Linked DNA regions of Homo sapiens: region 1 is linked to region 2. A link is a contact called in ENCODE Hi-C or POLR2A ChIA-PET data. All regions are on one chromosome and are shown on one strand. Each heading gives the region's core, a stretch centred on a gene start or an enhancer-like site at or near the end of the contact. The rest is flanking DNA. Distances are from core to core; before and after follow the strand shown. Region 1 overlaps KSR1 (kinase suppressor of ras 1). Region 2 holds the start of LINC03146 (long intergenic non-protein coding RNA 3146).

Region 1 (3,816 bases), core at 997-3,496, 170 kb after region 2:
ACGGGGATGGGGCCTGGGCAGGGAGAAGGGCTGGACATTTCTCACTTCTCTCTGAGTTTCACATGGGCAGGAAGCACCGCAGTCCTGAGGGACTCCATGAGGGAGGAGCACTGTGGCGGGGGGATGCCTTCCCTGAGAGGACATCCCTGCCGCCATCTGCCTGAGCAGATGCTGCCTTACCTGAGTAGCACGTGCCCTTGGGAGGGCTGCTCCTTTGCAGGAAGTGCACTGAAGGCTCATGAATTATGCTCATCTCCTTCAGCGGCTTGGAGAATAATGATTTAGTGCCAGGAGCCGGCTTATCCTGGCCCAGAGCCAGAGCTGTTCCCAGCAGCACAGAGCAAAGTCAGCTTGACTTACACTCCCAGGTGCCTCAGTGTTCCTGTCTATAAAACGGGCATAATCTGGAAAGCTCTGCCTGTCTTCCACTAAGGTAAGCATGTGGGAGGGCTCTGTCCCATAAAGCCAGGGAAAGATGCCCTTATGGGTCAGAAAGGGATGGTTCAGATCTTCAGGGAACTCTTACCTTGAGAGGGATTGGGACGGGAGCCCTGGGACAGCTCTGATAGCACCTGTGGAATCAGTACCTGCTGACTATGGCCACGGGCTATGACACTTCAGGAGGATAGTCCGTTTGAATCCTCTGGGAGCTGGCCAGTGAGAGGGAGCTGTTCTCTCACCTCCTGGTTCTGGGTGCTCCCAGACCGAGGGGTTGACCTGAACTCGTTGTGGGCTCTACAGTGCAACCCGTTTGCCCCTGAGATGGCCATCCCCCAGGGTCCACAGGCCTGCGCATGCATGCTTCCTGTGACTCTGCCCCTTCTCTGTCCTCATTAACCCAGGAGGGATTAGTTCTTCATCCAAGAAGGTGCCTGCCTGCAGTCTCCACCTGAGCTGGGTGATTTGCTCGGATGCAGGCAGCAGAGGTTTGTTATTAGTGCTCTAAGAGAGGCAATACGGCAAACAGCCCTGCTCTGGAGCCAGACTGCTTGGGTTTGAATCCCAGCTTTGCCACTCCCTGGCTGTGTGGTCTTGAGCAAGCTGCGATCTCCCTGTGATTCAGTTGCTTTATCAGTAAAATGGGGATGGTAGCAGTATCTCCCTCAGGAGAGTTATTGTGCGTCTTAAATAAGTTAGTGTAATTACCATAGGCAGAATGCTTATACCAGTGCTGGCATATCATACACATGTTTGCTGTTAATATTTTTTGTTGATGTTTCTTCCATTTTGTACCAGGTATTGGTGTCACCAAGGGGTTGCCATCAACCATGCTTCCAGTTGGTTCTTTGATAGAAACAGTGTATGTGTTTTCAATCTTACTTGAAGCACCGTGGTTCTAGTCTCAGCCCACCCACTATGGGGGAGCATGGGGCATCAGACCTCAGGGGTGACCAGGATGGCTTGTGCATAGTTGATGTTCTTGGTACTTTTCTCATTTTTTTCTTTTCCTAGAAGATAGCCTTTAAAAAACGATGCATTGCCTACACACCATAAGAATGTAAAAACAACTGGTTCAGGGCCCCCACCTAACCAAACTTTTCATATTTCTATGCTCCCTCTTTGTCCTTGTCTGCAGGTGGATATGTATCTGATTCACCTCCTCTGCCCCAAAAACACCACGGGAAGGCAATAGTGTAGTAATAAGGTCGGTTTTGGGTTTTGGAGTCTGAGGGGCTTTGGCTCAGTGTGGCCTTGGCCCCTTGCTGGCTGGACCATCTTGCTTAAGTGAATTTTAGTTTGAGGAACCTCACCCTCACTTTCTCTCGTAGCATGGGAATAATACTACCCTAACTCATGACTCCACTGCAATAATTACAAGAGGTAGTTTAGGTAAACATTCTAGCTCGATGTGGTTGTTTAACAAAGCGTAGTTTTTATTATTAGTTGTAGATGTTCACTGTAGAGTTTTTAAGCACTGCCTGATACTCGATTATGTGGATGTAGTTGGATTTGTCCAACCTGTGTCTGGGGTTGCACATTTCGGTGATTTCCACCTCCCCTTCTTGGTCATCTCTGGAGAGAGCAGACTTGCGGGCCGGCAGCTGGGAGTCCCCTGGAGTCTTCCCTTTGCAGTTGGTAACTTGGTGTTCTTGGGGATTTGTCCAGCCTTTATCTCCCATCTCCCCCTCCCACCCCCTCCTCCCACCCCCAAGCTGCATTTTTCTGTGGTGCGAGTGTTGGTTCAGCTCCCTAGGGGATGCTTTGGGCTCCGCAGGTGTCATGAGTCATGGAAACCCCCAGCCCTGCCCAAGCCTGAGGAAGACCGAGGGGAAAGCTTTTTCATAGCCTGACAAACAGGTATTTCCTGTCAGCCCCCAGCTGTCAGAGAAGTTGGTCCCTCTGGTAATTCAGAGAGAAGAGCCGCACACATGCCAGCCTCCCACCCCTCAAATCTCGGGATCTGATGAAAAAGGTCAGCTGCACTGTCTAGAACTTTCTGCAATAATTGAAATGTTCATTCTGCTTTTTCCAATGCGGTAGCCATCAGCCACATGTGGCTTCTCAGCACTGAGGCTGTGGCTAGTCCTAGTCGGGGTGTGCAGTGTAAAAATGCTTGGTGGATTCAGAAGACAATATGAACAAAAGAATGTAAAAGATCTCTTTAGGCTGGGCAAGGTGGCTCATGCCTATAATTCCAGCACTTTGGGAGGCCGAGGCAGGCAGATTACGAGGTCAGGAATTCAAGACCAGCCTGGCCAACATGGTGAAACCCCGTCTCTACTAAAAATACAAAAATTAGCCAGGCCTGGTGGCAGGGGCCTGTAATCCCAGCTACTGGGGAGGCTGAGGCAGAAGAATTGCTTGAACCCGGGAGGTGGAGGTTGCAGTGAGCCAAGATCATGCCACTGCACTCTAGCCTGGGTGTCAGAGCAAGACTTTGTCTCGAAGGAAAAAATATATATATTTTTAATGTTTTATATTTATTTTTGTATGTTTTGTGTGATTATGTGTTGAAGTGATATTTTGGGTATGTTTGATTAAATAAAATAGATCATTAAAATCTTTATTGTTTGGCTTTTTTTTTTTTTTTTTTTTTTTTTTTTTTGAGACAGAATTTCACTCCTGTTGCCCAGGCTAGAGTGCAATGGTGCGATCTTGGCTCACCGTAACCTCCACCTCCCGGGTTCAAGTGATTCTTCTGCCTTAGCCTCCCCAGTAGCTGGGATTACAGGCATGAGCCACCACGCCTGGCTAATTTGTATTTTTAGTAGAGAAAGGGTTTCTCCATGTTGGTCAGGCTGATCTCGAACTCCCAACCTCAGGTGATCCACCTGCGTCAGCGTCCCAAAGTGCTGGGATTACAGGTGTGAGCTACTGTGCCTGGCCTTTGTTTGGCTTTTAATATGGCTACTAGAACATACCAAGTACATCTCTTGGATAGTCTTATTCTAGAGCGTGTAGCCTGGCAGCTGCTGTCCTGCCCTAGAAGGGGCTATCTTGGCTTCAGAGGGGAGAAATGAAACCCATCTGGGTACCTCCCTAATCTCCCACGTGCCCCCAGTCTCCTGCTCCCCAACCTGCCACCTTGATTACAAAGGAGCAAGTGCCCTGGGCAGTGTTCACTGTGGCAGCCACCCTGCTAATACATTACTCTGGGGTCTTGGGTCAGCAAGTTAGGTTACTGAGGGAGCTTCTGTTGGGGTGGAGTGGCTTGTTAGGGTGGACTTTGGAGGCGTGGACATGGGTTTGAATGTGTCTAACTGGACAGAGGAAGCCATGAGCCCTGTGTGGAATCCTGGCTCTGAGCAGTTAGAATAATGGTTATCATTGACTGGGTGCCTATGGCCTGCCAAGCCCTATGCTGGGAACTTTTAT
Region 2 (4,101 bases), core at 665-3,164:
TATTCTCCTGCCTCAGCCTCCCAAGTAGCTGGGACTACAGGCATGCGCCACCACGCCCGGGTTAATTTTGTATTTTTAGTAGAGACGAGGCTTCTCCATGTTGGTCAGGCTGTTCTCAAACTTCTGACCTCAGGTGATCCACCTGCCTCGGCCTCCCAAAGTGTTGGGATTACAGGCGTGAGCCACTGCACTTGGCCGCTTTCATACATTTTAGGAAGACAATACATCAATCAATACAGGCAAGGTTTACATTGGTTTGATCTGGAAGGGCAGGACAATTCAAAGTAGGGTGCAGCTTCCAGAGGTCAGATTTTAAAACTTTCTGATTGGCAATTGATTGAAAGAGTTATTATCGGTAGAAAGGAATGTCTGGGTTATGATAAGAGGTTGTGAAGACCTAGGTTTTGTCACACAGACGAAGCCTCCAAGTAGCAGGATTTAGGGAGAATAGACTGTATTGTTTCTTATCAGACCTAAGGTCCCCGTTGGTGTGAATGCTGGAGGGTATAATGAGGCATCTCCCACCCCCTCTTCCATCGTGGCCTGACTAGATTTTCAGGTAACCCTGGAATGCCTTTGGCCAAGAGGAGGGGTCCATTATTTTTGGTTTACAACAGTGAGAAGTGAGTTGGGGGAGAATTGGACTTTTGTTTGGGTTCTATTTTATACACATCTCTATTGTTTGGATATTCTGCAGCAAACATTACAAATTTTTTTAAATGCTGAAGTCAAATTGATGCCTTCAAGTCTATGAACGCTGTCATCCCAGCAAAGCACAGTGCACCTGCTTTCCCATGTGTTCTGGGCATGTCCTCACAAGTTGGGGTGAGACAGAGTTGATCCCTCTGCCACTCTGCCCACTCCTGCCAATGGCTGTGCTTCCTGGCAAGTCATTGGCTCTTCTGAGCCTCAGTGTGCCCACCCATAATGCAGGCAGAGGCATCTCAGAAGCTCCAGAGTCACTGGGAAATGGCACATGGGGTGGCAGGAAGGTGGGAGGGGGAGAGAACAAGAAGGCACTATGTTAGCAAAACTCAGCATGAGGGAGGGCCAGCTGCAGCCCAGCTCCTTGGCTGCAACCACAAGGGAGGGCAGGGAAAGAAGAGGAAGGAAAGAAAAAAGGAGAGGAGCCAGGCCTGGTGGTTCACTTTGGGAGGCTAAAGAGGGCAGATCACTTGAGGCTGGGAGTTCGAGACCAGCCTGGTCAACATGGTGAAACCCCATCTCTACTAAAAATACAAAAATTAGCAAGGCTTGGTGGTGTGCATCTGTAGTTCCACCTACTTAGGAGGCTGAGGCAGGAGGATCGCTTGAACCTGGGAGGTGGAGGCTGCAGTGAGCCAAGATTGTGCCACTGCACTCCAGCCTAAGCTACAGAGTGAGACTCCATCTGAAAAAAAAAAAAGAGAGAAAAGAAAAGAAAGAAGAGGAAGGGCTACTGCACTCTGGACTCAGTGCCCTCCTTGGTCTCACACCCTTGCTGACCTCCCTCCTGGCACATGAGGTCTTCATGCTGCTCAGGCCCATGGCTGACCTCCTCTCCTCTGGAGTGGTCCATCCCTACCAGATCTCCTCCTGTCCAGCTGAGCAGACCAGGCCTATACAGGCTGCTTCTGGCTCCACTGAGGCCCAGGAGCTTACACCTTTGGACCGGGTGTCAAAAGTGTCCTTCTTATTAGCAAAAAGAATTTTGGAGGGAAAAACAAATGACATCCTCAGACATCCTAGGGCAGAGTCAGAAGCAGAGAGGAGACTGAATGGGCTCGGGTGGGTGTGGAAGGTCACTGCAGGCCGCCATAGGACAGGCCTGGGCTCACAGGAGCAGGATGTGGGGAGGGGGATTGCCAGGCAGGGGTGGGGACCAAAGTGAAGGCCACCTGGTGGGAGCCAGTCAGAGGGGTGGGGCAGGGTTAGATCACAAGGGAATCCAATGCCAGGGGGCCAGGGGATGTTTTGCAATGTGGGCAACTGAACCTGAGATGTGACAAGACCAGTGATTTGGCGACCTGCCCAGGCAGGCCCAGCCCCCAGGGTATTGAGATGACACATTCTAAACTCAGGTGACCCGGGCCTTGGGAGTGCACTAGCAACTGGCTGTCAGTCACGGGGCTCTTCAGATATTTGTCACGTGAATGAGCCAGACAGTAAGTGGAGATGCCCTTCCTAGTCACCTACTGCCGGCGTTCACGCTGTGAACCAGCGAACTAGGCCACCGGCCTGACCCAGTTTTCCCTGTGGCCTGCCAAGCCAAGGAGAAGCAGACGCGGCCGGCGCAGGCGTCCAGGGTGACTCGGAGGCGTGGCTCTGCAGTCGCGGCTCTGCAGTCGCCTTGGAGCGGCTGCCCTTCCGACCCCGCCTGGGCTATGACTCATCTTCGGTGGAGGAGAAAGGGGCCTTTGTGAGCGCCCAGCTCCGGCGTCTCCTGGACAGCACCGCCCTCCGGTGGCCGCGAGTCAGGAGGGCTGGGGAAGCCGCCCGAGAGGCAGCGCCCGAGCTCCCCACGAGCTGCTGTGCCATTGGAAGCGCCAGCGCCCTCCCCTCGGAGTCCAGCCAAGTCGGGGGGAAGACTGGGAGAGAAATCGTCACCCCCTAGAGGGCAAGTGGGCTCAGCCCTAGGAAATGCTTGTTTCTCCAGCCCCTCCCAGACGCCCCGGGGAAACGGCATCCCAGAGCTCCGCTCCCTGGAGGCCCCTCCAGAGAGGGACCCGGGGCCCCGCCCCGCAGCTGGAGAAGGGGTGAATGCCTTTCCTACCTAACGCCTGGTCCGCGGCCCTGCTTGTTGCGTCTCCAAGACCACGTGTCTGCTGCATTTTAAAAATAGTTGTGAACATCTGACTTTCTCCTTTTGTGAGTTGCCTATTCATATCCTTGGTCTGCTTTTCTATTTTCTATTTTTTCTCTTGTTGACGTACAGAAGCACTTTAAAAATGTCAGTTCTGTCGAATGTGTTGCAAATATTTTTCTAAGCTTAGAATTTTACCTTCTGATTTTGTTTTTGGTGATATTTGATACACCACACGACATTTTGATGTGGGATGACCTTTTGATGTTTTTCTTTTTCTTTCTTTAGTTTTTTATTTTTGAGTCAGCGCCTCACTCTGTCACCCAGGCTGGAGTACAGTGGCGTGATCTTGGCTCCCTGCAGTCTCCGCCTCCCGGCTCAAGCCATCCTCCCACCTTAGCCTCCCTAGTAGCTGGAACCACAGGTGCACACCACTACGCCCGGCTAATTTTTGTATCTTTTGTAGAGAGGAGGTCTCGCTATGTTGCCCAGGCTGGTCTTGAACTCCTGGGCTCAAGCAACCTGCCTGCCTTGGGCCTCCCAAAGTGCTGGGATTACAGGCTTGAGCCACTACTCCCGGCCTTGATGTTTTCCTTTATTCTTTCTCCCTTTTGTTTTTTTTTAATTGTAAAACTGCTCCCATCTGAGTATCACACAGACATTTCAGATCTATATTTTTTCTTTTCTGCTCCTCTTCCCCCCTTCCCTTCCTCCATTTCCTCTTACTCCTTCATTTGGCTTTTAAACCCACCTGGGACTAATTTTGATATAAACTGGAAGATAAAGATCTAAACTTATTTTTTTCTGAATAGTCAACTTTTCATATGTCATTATTCAGGCTTTCTCTCTTGTTTGTTTGTTTGTTTGTTTTGAGACAGTCTTGCTTTTGTCTCCCAGGCTGGAGTGCAGTGGCACAATCTCTGCTCACTGCAACCTCGGCTTCTCAGGTTCAAGCGAGTCTCCTGGCTCAGCCTTCCCAGTAGCTGGGATTACAGGCGCGTGCCACCATGCCCGGGTAAGTTTTGCATTTTTAGTAGAGATGGGTTTTCGCCATGTTGACCAGGTTGGTCTTGAATTCCTGACATCAAATGATCCACCCGCCTCGCCCTCCCAAAGTGCTGGGATTACAGACGTGGGTCACCATGCCCAGCCCAGCCTTTCTCTTTTAGTAGAATATTTCCTCACTGGTTTGAAATATCACTTTGATTATAAACTAAATGCTCGGGCCTATTTCTGGCCAGGACCCTGACCTTATACATTAAGCCAAAGGATATGGACTTCTTAAAAAAATCATATTAGGCCGCTAATTATGGATTTAG

The links. A loop is a pair of places that touch in the nucleus more often than their neighbours do. ChIA-PET counts read pairs that join two places held with the same protein, here RNA polymerase II (POLR2A). Pooled maps may share reads with other maps.
Region 1: a pooled map shows a loop between it and region 2 (2.7-fold over the local background). The contact joins the enhancer-like site here to the promoter of LINC03146 in region 2. A Hi-C loop is called at or near these places in 1 of 168 maps with a recorded cell type or tissue (GM23248) and 2 of 50 pooled maps. POLR2A ChIA-PET finds 5 or more read pairs at or near these places in 4 of 52 experiments (GM10248, MCF 10A, PC-9 and 1 more).

What each region holds. Positions count from the first base shown.
Region 1 is chr17:27,504,548-27,508,363 of GRCh38, forward strand. All of the region lies in intron 1 of KSR1 (kinase suppressor of ras 1), which reads left to right. Among named protein-coding and RNA genes, the nearest start is that of KSR1, 50 kb to the left of the region's middle. RefSeq lists enhancers at 1-439, 1,825-2,422, 2,126-2,335. Within about 2 kb of position 2,247, at least 2 of the 41 ENCODE cell types and tissues checked have a DNase peak (open chromatin) inside an H3K27ac peak, as active enhancers do.
Region 2 is chr17:27,330,581-27,334,681 of GRCh38, forward strand. It overlaps LINC03146 (long intergenic non-protein coding RNA 3146), which reads left to right and starts at 1,915. Exons shown (of 3, transcript XR_007065677.1): 1 at 1,915-2,847; 2 at 3,680-3,797. RefSeq lists an enhancer at 1,966-2,515.